2 separate regions of the Homo sapiens genome follow, and region 1 is linked to region 2. A link is a loop called in an ENCODE intact Hi-C map of the cell type or tissue named here. Cell type or tissue: CD4-positive, alpha-beta T cell. All regions are shown on one strand.

Region 1 (5,000 bases), 490 kb after region 2:
TGGCCCCTGGGAGGGACGTGGTCACCTGCTTGACCACACAGTGGAAGCTAGGTCCAAATGACTGAAGCCACTGGGGGAGGTGGGAGGCATGGAGCCTGGGCAGATACCGAAGGGTGACATTCCAGGACCCTGTGCTCTCCCAGGCCTTGTGATATGGTATCTAGTTTGAAGGTTAAAGGGTTGGGGGCATGGGAAAACAGGCAGAGCTGAACCCATGACCTGGCAGCCTCAGGGCCTTGTGTGCTACATCATGGACTGCAGCTCATCTGTATTCATCAGCTCCCAACCCTTCAAGTTTCAAGCTAGATCCCATGTGGCAAGGCCTGAGGAAAAGACAAGGGCCCCAGAAACAGGGTCCTTTTTGCATGACTACCCGTTCCTGAGTTGGGGGCCAGTTCACAGAGATATAGTCCAGGCATCCTTGAGTGAACAAATGGAAGAATAGATAAAGGGGGAAAAAAATCAAAGAACATAGAGTGATTGGTCAGGAACTGCCAAGACAGGTGTCAGGAGACCATAATTACGCCCTTGGGCCTTACCTTGGACCCAGCTTCCCAGATGAAGAGAGCTGGATAACGGTACCTCCAGGAGCCTGTCCAGCTATGACACTGTTCTAGCCTCGTCAGGCCCAGACCACATTGACTCCCTGCAACCCAGCCCCTGAGGGCCACTCAGGGGCTCCCAGTGAGACCAGTGGCCTGGATACCCATGGAACAGCCTCAGAAGAACTGATGACAGCTGCAGGGGAGACCCTGGGGCTGTGGAGCCTCTGAGTGGCCACCAGCACAGGGACAAGGGCAGGCAGTAAAAGCTGAGTTTCAGATGACTCCTCAGAGGGAAAAGCCCCATCCACCAGCCAAGCACGAAAGCCTCTGTTGAGGTCAAGGCCTGAAAACCATTGCCTGAGCATCCAAAGTGGGGCAAGGTCTGGGCAAGTGCCCAGGGCCAGGCAAGAGCTGGCCAGGAAAGCAGTGTCCAGCACCAGTCAGGGCTGCTCCTCCACATATTCCTTTCCCCTGCCACCAATCTGCCCAGCGGTCCTCAGGACCACACACATTCACACAGGGGCAATCCCAGCACTGCCCCTTGTGCCTACTCCTTGGTCCTTCAGGGGAGTTGCTAGGTTTGGACACACAGAGCAGGTGCCCAGGCCACAAAGCAGCAGCCTAGCCTACTAAAGCACCCTTCGGGGCCTTGACTTTCCTGCCTCTGAAAAGGAGGAAGACCAACATTCTAGTGCAGGATAGATTTTTTAAAACATCAGCCAGGGAGTAGGTGTTGGATGAGGCAGACGCCAAGGAGCCCAATGGAGAGGCCTCCAAACTGGGGTACAGGGTAGGAGAGACTTGTCAATCAACTGATAACCCATCGCCAGCCTGACCGTGTGGACCTGCAGTGCTTACATGGTGTTCAGGTGCCTGGTTTGGCCATCTCCCGGAGTCACCCTGCATATATGTACCTATACATGCCACATACATCCTACATGCCCCTCAGAGGGAGTGCCAAATGAGGTTGAGGAGAGAGAAAAATTCATCCTCTGTCCTGAAGACAAATTTTCCCTCTCCTGGAGAGGCCAGGGTGGCAAGACAAGAGTGGTGACTACCTAGGGAGGTGCATGGTTCTAGGAGCCTGAGAAGTGTAGCCCTGATCCCTGGGCTGCCTCAAGCTCCTACTTGGAGCTCCCAAGACCCATGGGTTCATAGCACACTGTGCTGTACCTGCAGCTCCAACTCTGAGCTGCTGGCATGACCCAGGTGAGGGTAAATGAGGACGGTGTGGTGGGCAAGGCTGGAGCAGCCTGCACTGGGCACCAAGGCAAAGAGCATCAGGAAATGTCCCCTGGCCTTCTCCTTCCCAACCCAGGAAGATAGGGCACAGGGAGGTGAGGATGGGTAGAGGTACACAGACAGGAGACACTAAGCGACAAGCCCTACCTCATCTGAGAAGGCCAACTGAGACTTAAGTGAGGGAAGTAGGGCCCAGAGCAGAGACCCAAGGGACAGTGCTGGTGGCAGCTGCCCCACGGAAAAGCAGAGAGAGAGCCTGGATGACTCACGGGGTCCAGCCACACCTCCCTCCCCAGGCTCCTTGAGAAGTGGAGTGATCCTGGCGCACCCCCTTGTGGTGGGAGGATGGCATTGTCCACAGCGAGGGGCCCCTCTGGTGGGAAGAGGGTACGCCAGCTCCAGTTCCCCTTCAACACATCCCTCCAATTTAATCACTGCCTCAGACTCCTGGTCAGCATCTCCCAGTCATCAACCTCTGAGGGAGTGGGACTACAGGTACCCACAGAGCTATGCAGGAATGTCTCATAAAGAACAGGAGTTGGGCCAGGCGCGGTGGCTCACGCCTGTAATCCCAGCACTTTGGGAGGCCAAGATGGGCAGATCACCTGCGGTCGAGGGCTCGAGACCAGCCTGACCAACATGGAGAAACCCTGTATCTAGTAAACACATACACACACACACACACACACACACACACACACACACACACACACACACACAAAATTAGCCAGGCATGGTGGCGCTTGCCTGTAATCCTAGTACTCAGGAGGCTGAGGCAGGAGAATCACTTGAACACGGGAGGCGGAGGTTGCGGTGAGCCAAGATTGTGCCATTGCACTCCAGCCTGGGCAACAAGAATAAAACTCTGTCTCAAAAAAAAAAAAGAACAGAAGTTGGCCGGGCACGGTGGCTCACACCTGTAATCCCAGCACTTTGGAAGGCCGAGGCTGAAAGATGACTTGAGCCCAGAAGTTTTGAGACCAGACTGGCCAACATAATGAGACCTTGTCTCTACCAAAAATAAACAAAATCAGCTGGGCGTCGTGGTGCATGGTTTGCAGCCTAGGTGGTCAAGGCTACAGTGAGCCATGATGGAGCCACTGCACTCCAGCCCAGGCAACAGAGTGAGGCCCTGTCTCAAAAAAAAGAAAAGAAAAGAAAAGAAAGAGAACAATAGGTGGATATAAGCCTGGAAAGCCAAACCGGAGACCACACAGACCTGAGTCGGTCATAAGGAACTGGTCTGTCTTGCATGAGTGAAGACAAAGCCTTCAGAGGGACAAGGCTGAAGAGGACGTGGAGGGAAGCATGGGCATCCTCAGCCCTCTACACTCTTGCTCTCCCTCTCAGCCAGACCCTCCCAAGTCTCCAATTCCCTTTATCTAAGTCTCAACTCCTTTTGTCTCTACTGCCTAGTATGTGTCTAATAAAAGCAAGTGCTTAATAACTCAGAAACAGGGAAATCTATGATATGGTGCATCCCTGGGGTTGGGGGGTGGGAGACTTGGCTTTTCCTCCCCCACACCCCCAAAGCCTAGTACTCAGCCAGTGCCAGTAGAGCTGTCATGGCTGGGCACAGTGGCTCATGCCTGTAATCTCAGCACTTTGGGAGACCGAGGTGGGCGGATCACGAGGTCAAGAGATCAAGACCATCCTGGCCAACATCGTGAAACCCCGTCTCTACTAAAAAGACAAAAATTAGGCGGGCGTGGTGGCGGGTGCCTGTAATCCCAGTTACTTGGGAGGCTAAGGCAGGAGAATCGCTTGAACCCAGGAGGCGGAGGTTGCAGTGAGCCAAGATCATGCCACTGCACTCCAGCCTGGCAACAGAGTGAGACTCTGTCTCAAAAAAAAAAAAGAGCTGTCACTCATCCAATCAGGCAAATATCTATTGAGCATCCACTCTGGCTAGGACTGCGCTGTTGAATCCTTACAACCTACGAGTAAGTGATTTCTGTTTCATTTTACAAGTGGGCAAATACATCTCTGCATCACACAGCTGTCCGGAAGGGAGCCATGGTCTGCCTGATGCCTGGCTCCACACAGAAGAACTCAAGAAAGGTTCTGGCAACCCATAGGGGCACTAGGGTCCTGACCCTGAGCAGGCGCAGATGACTTAGAGACAGTCATATCATGTCCTTGCACCTGTTCATTCTGGATGCAGATCCTCCTAACAAGCTGCAGTGTGTCTGATCACTGAGCTCAAAGCCCAAGAGCAGCTACAGGTTGGGAAGGGGACCCTGGTGCTATAGCAGGCATCCTGACCACAGCAGGAAGAGTGAATGGGTGGCCTGACAGAAGGCCAGGGACAAAACTATGGGAGGCAGACCTGGGCCCTCAGGGACAGTGGTTCTGTTCCATCTCATTCCAAGTCTAACAGCCGTTAATGCAGGAGAGACTCTGCTATGTTCAGTGTATGCCACTTAAGAAAGCAGGGAGCCTGGGCAACATAGTGAGACCCTGTCTCCACTAAAAAATAAAAAATTAGCCAGACATGGTAACACATGCCTGTACTCCCAGCTACTTGGGAAAGGTGAGGTAGAAGGATCACTTGAGCCCAGGAGGTTGAGGCTGCAGTGGGTCATGATCATGCCACTGCAATCCAACCTGGGCGACAGAGTGAGACCCTGTCTTAAAAAAGGAAAAGGAGCTAAGCGTGATGGCTCATGCATGTAATCCCAGTACTTTGGGAGGCCAAGGCAAGAAGATCACTTGAGCCCAGGAGTTCAAGACCAGCCTGGGAAACATGGCAAAACCCCTTCTCTACAAAACATACAAAAATTAGCTAAGTGCGGTGGTGCATGCCTGTAGCCCTACATACTTGGGGGGCTGAGTTGGGAGGATTGCTTGAGCCTGGGAGGTCAAGGCTGCGGTGAGTTGTGTTTGGGTCACTGTACTCCAGCCTGGGCAACAGAGCAAGACCCAGTCTCAAAAAGAAAAAGAAAAAAAAAAAAGAAGGAAGGAAAGAAAGAAAGGAAAGGAAGCAAGCAAGCAGGGAAATGAGACTAATATATTCCAGAAGTGTATTATGCAATGTTTAAAATAAGGTGTTGAAGCATTTCCGTCTCTGCCATCAAGAAACCCTAGTCACCCAGAAAGCCTTATTTACTAAGGGCCCTGAATGGCTGACATCTGCCTAGGCTGAGGGTACTTCAAAAGGCCTAGCAGGGGTTCAAGCACTGGCTCCACCTCGGAAACCAGGCCCAAGAAATC
Region 2 (5,000 bases):
TTCACTCCTGAGCCAGCGAGACCACGAACCCACCAGAAGGAAGAAACTCCGAACGCATCTGAACCTCAGAAGGAACCAGTTCCCGACACGCCACCTTTCAGAACTGTAACACTCACCGGGAGGGTCCGTGGCTTCATTCTTGAAGTCAGTGAGACAAAGAACCCACCAATTCCGGACACAGAAGTAAACATTTCTTGCTTTGAGGATCAATGTACCACTACCTTAAAACACCTGGGTTTATTTTTGTTTTTGTTTTAGAGACAGGGTCCACTCTGCTGTGCATGCTGGACTGAAGTGGCACGATTGTAGCTCTCTGCAGCCTTGAACTCCTCGAACTCACTGCAGCCTCGAACTCAATCAAGCGATTCTCCCCCCTCAGCCTCCCAAGTAGCGGGGACTGCAAGTGAGTGTCGCCATGCCTGGATAATTTTTTTAGTTTTTGTAGGGACAGGGTATCACCATGTTGCCGAGACTGGCCTCAAACTCCTGGCCTCAAATGATCTTCCCGGCTCGGCCTTCCAAAACACTGGGATTGCAGGTGTGTCCCACTGTGCCCAGCCAACACCTGGATTTCAATACATATCCCAGAGTCTTCCCTGCCCCCGTTATGCCATCCTACCAGCTCCAGTCGCACAAATGCCCTTCCTCAGTCAGACTGAGCTGCTGGCTGCTGATGGGTGGGTGAAAAGCATTTTCATTTTCTTTTTTCTTTCTTCCTTTCTTTCTGTCTTGTTTTTTTGAGATGGAGTTTCACTCTTGTTGCCCAGGCTGGAGTGCAATGACACGATCTCAGCCCACTGAAACCTCTACCTCCCAGGTCCAGGCAATTCTCCTGAATCAGCCTCCCGAGTAGCTGGGATTACAGGCGCCCACCATCATGCCCAGCTAATTTTTTTGTATTTTTAGTAGAGACAGGGTTTCACCATGTTGGCCAGGCTGGTCTTGAACTCCTGACTTCAGATGATCCACCCACCTCGGCCTCCCAAAGTGCTGGGATTACAGGCGTGAGCCACCGCGCCTGGCCAGCATTTTCATTTCCAACTGGAACCAGCTCTGTTCTGGGAAGTCCATTTTGGGGAGGAAGGAGAGACAGAAAGCCAGAAGGGCTCTGAGTCATATCATTCTCCTGCTCGAAAGCTCCTGGTGACTCCCTGTCTCCCTGAAGACAAGTCCAAGTTCTCCACGTGCCACTGAAGTCCTGCTATTCTCATCCACTTCCTTCCACCAGGGAAGTTCATCCCCACAAGCTGGTAGAGCTTGACAAGTAGGCCCTGGCCGGGCACGGTGGCTCACGCCTGTAATCCCAGCACTTTGGGAAGCCGAAGCGGGTGGATCACCTGAGGTCAGGAGTTCGAGTCCAGCCTGGCCAACATAGCGAAACCTTCTCTGTATTAAAAAATACAGAAATCAGCCAGGCGTGCTAGTGTGCACCTGTAGTCCCAGTTACTAGAGAGGCTGAGCCAGGAGAATCACATGAACCCGGGAGGCAGAGGTTGCAGTGAGCCGAGATCACGCCACTGCACTCCAGCCTGGGTGACAGAGTGAGACCTTGTCTCAAAAACAAAACAAAACAAAACAGGCCCCAATAATACAGTGTGTAACTGGGACACGAAGGGCTGTGAGGACACAGAGACGTAGACCAGCCCAGACTTGGGAGACAGGGAAGGAGGGACATCTCAGCTGAGACCCGAGGAATAAACAGAGGTTACTCAACCGTGCAGACCAGCGTAGAAGACTGGAAGGGTGGGGAGCGGGGGAAGGGCGTGCCTGGCAGAGGGAACAACAGCAGCAAAGGCCTGAAGGATGCAATGTGTGGAGGAATCGCGGCTCTGCAGGGCTGGAGAGGTCAGCAAAGAGCAGACGTGAGAGGACTTGTGGGCTGCGACAGGGGTCGGCATGGACTTGACGCTCATGGAAGCCCTGTTGTATGGAGGAGGGTGGCTGGGAGGGGGGAGAGGAGGGGGAGAGCAGGGAGAACAGGGAGGGGACCAGGGTGGGCTGCCAGGTGGATGGAGAGGCACTGGTGGGCTCTAGATTTAGAGTCCGCAGACAAGACCGGGCGACTGACCAGACACAGAGGTTGGGGAAAAGAAGCCCCGATAGGGCAGCCTTAAGGCAAGCAGGAGTGGACCCGGAAATCAGGGGTCTGGTGTGGGCCACACTGGATGTACAAAGAGGCCTCTTCCTCTGGGCCTGATGGTGGCCCCCACAGGGCAGCCATGGGAGTGTAGCGGGGGGGTGTTACCAGGTTGGGTATCGCCAACACCAGCAGGCCCTGGAGAGGGTGGGCAAGCCGGCTGCTGAGGCCTCAGACCCTGTCCTAGCTCCAGCCCTCTCCGCCAAGGGCATCCTTCACCCAGGGAGGGAGGAGAATGTCTGGTACTGCCCCAGGGGTCGGGGGATATGACCTACCAGGCAGAGGGGATTCCAGGCCTCATGCCTCTGTATTCTCTCTTCCCTGAGGCTCCCTGAAGGCCCCTCCATGCCCTAGGACCCAGCAGCCATGCAGAGCTGAAGGGAGCAAGCCAAAGACTCAGACAGGCGTGGCCCTGCAGGACAGGGACTGGTGGACCCGGGAGCCTCCCAGTGGAAGGGCCACAGGAAGGGCCAAGTGAACAGTGCAGGAGTGTGAGCACCAGGGGGCGCTGCAGGATCAGACGTGCACACCTGGACCCCGCCACAGGATGAGGTCCTAGCAGATGCTTCCAGTATCTACCCAAGGCCAACCTTAGTTACTCACACAACCCGACAGTCTCACACACACACGCTCACGGATAGGGTTCCTACGAGTTCCACCATTTACTGGGTGTGTATCTTCTCTTTATTTTATTTCTATTTTTTATTTTTGTTGAGATAGAGTCTCACTCTGTCACCAAGGCCGGAGTGCATTGGTGTGATCTTGCTTCACTGCAACCTCTGTCTCCAGGCTTCAAATGATTCTTGTGCCTCAGCCTCCCAAGTAGCTGGGATTACAGGCGCCCACCACCACACCTGGATAATTTTTGTTTTTAGTAGAGACGGGGTTTCACCATGTTGGCCAGGCTAGTCTCTAACTCTTGGCCCCAAGTGATCCACCCACCTCGGCCTCCCAAAGTGCTGGGATTACAGGCATGAGCCACTGCACTCGACCACAGATGTGTATCTTTGAGTAAGCTGTGTATCCTCTTTGTTCCTCAGTTTTCTCATCTGTAAAATGAGAGTAAGGTTAGTGACTCCCTTCCCAGGTCTGGCTGTGAGTACTGAAACATCATTAGCCATGAAGCACCTAGAGTCGTGCTTGACACACAGCCAGTGCTAAATAAGTGCTCCCTGGCACAGGTATAAACACTCTGCTCGCAATGTCCAAAAAAATCATATGGCTCCTCGACTACAACTCAAACATGGAAGAATTGGGGTATGTCAGGGAGCATCATAATATTGGCATGAGTCTCTTCCACCTTAAAATAACTTCTGGGACTAGGGGCAGTTGCTCACACCTGTAACCCCAGCACTTTGGGAAGCCGAGGTGGGAGGATCGCTTGAGGCCAGGAATTTAAGACCAGCCTGGGCAACATCGCAAGGCCCCATCTGTACAAAAAGTTTTAAAAATTAGCCAGATGTTGTGTCTCACACCTGTAGTAGTGTGAGGCAGGAGGATGGCTTGAGCCCAGGAGTTCGAGGTTACAGTGAGCTGATTGAGCCACAACACTCCAGGCTGGGCAACAGAGTGAGACTCTGTCTCTAAGTAAATAAATAACTTCTGAGCCTGTAGCTGCCCAAAAGAATTGGTCGGTGGACCCCTGGGAGGCTCTGAATGGCAGGTTGAGTGTCATATAGAGTCTGTGTCCCTCCCTGGGGACTTCAGGGAAGCCATGTTCAAGTTCCTCCCCAGTCTGTCTATAGCCCCACCTCCTGGGTTTTAGCCACCCCCCATCTCCACTTCTGCACGCCCCCGCAGCCTCCACCCCAGTTCCCAGTCCAGCCTGCCCAGGCTCCGGGAAGGCTATTCCAAGAACAGGAAGGAACTTGGCAGGGGAACGCCAGCTCTGGTTCTTGCAGTGGCACCCACATGGCCTTCTTTCCCTGCCCTAGCCTGCCTGCCTTCCTTCCCATCACCCCCAGACCTCCCACACTTTGGGGCATCGTTGCCACTGGAGCCTCTCTTCGGGTGACGTTGCCCCTCCCTGCTGCCCCCAAGCTGGCCCCTTCCCACTCTTCAGACCTTGACCAGGACCCCAGGAAACAAGGCAATCGCTGGCGGTGCGGGTAGGGGTGAGGTCCAGGCTTCTCCCGGCCACCCACTGAGCTCTCCTCTGAGCTCAAGCTTACTCACACCCGGCCTCTCCCGCAGGCCTCTGGGCCGTCCTCTGGGGTTCCGAGAGGACCCCACCTTACAGATGAGGAAATTAGAATCAGAGAGGGGCAGTACCGTGCCTGAGGCCACACAGTGAGAACAAAGGCAGGACTCACACCCAAGTTTACTGGCCTTCAAACTGCAAGTCCTTCCCCTCCAGAATGTGCCCTTGTGTCTAGGGTGGCCTTCCAGGTGCTGGAGTTGGGGTCTAGTGGGCTGACTTGGGTGGGGGGACTGGGATTCTAGTTAGGCCAGCAAGGGAGGCCCAGAGGAGGGGTTTTGCAAGGCAGTGGCTTCAGACTGGGGCTGGACAGCCCGCAGGGAGATGACAGGGGCCAGCCCTGCTCTCCCTCAGATGCCTTCATGAGTCCCCTCTGTCTTTTGGGCCTGGACTGTGGCTCCTGGAGTTTGTCAGAGGCCAAGGTGGGCAGGTCAGCTGAGGCCAGGAGTTCAAGACCAGCCTGGGCAACATGGCAAAATAAAGCTGGGAAACAAAAATACAAAAATTAGCCTGGCATGGTGGCGGGCACCTGCAATCCCAGCTACTTGGGAGGCTGAGGCAGAAGAATTGCTTGAACCTGGGAGGTGGAGATTACAGTGAAGCCGAGATCGTGCCACTGCATTCTAGCCTGGGTGTCAAAAATAAAAAACAAACAAAAAAAGTGTT

What was found. Peaks named below come from ENCODE experiments on the same cell type or tissue, not always from the same donor. Only the 100,000 strongest peaks of a DNase experiment are listed, where the experiment ranks them.
Region 1: it touches region 2 in a loop (4-fold over the local background); 5 of 110 quality-filtered maps call a loop at or near these places.

The regions. Positions count from the first base shown.
Region 1 is chr16:67,463,871-67,468,870 of GRCh38, forward strand. The region is part of intron 1 of ATP6V0D1 (ATPase H+ transporting V0 subunit d1); the gene reads right to left. Among named protein-coding and RNA genes, the nearest start is that of ATP6V0D1, 15 kb to the right of the region's middle. RefSeq lists enhancers at 1,565-2,065, 2,066-2,566. In CD4-positive, alpha-beta T cell, a CTCF peak has its summit at 2,118 (motif pointing left); a DNase peak (open chromatin) is centred at 2,091.
Region 2 is chr16:66,975,207-66,980,206 of GRCh38, forward strand. No RefSeq gene overlaps it. Among named protein-coding and RNA genes, the nearest start is that of CES4A, 11 kb to the right of the region's middle. In CD4-positive, alpha-beta T cell, a CTCF peak has its summit at 2,639 (motif pointing right); a DNase peak (open chromatin) is centred at 2,655; H3K4me3 peaks cover 116 bases.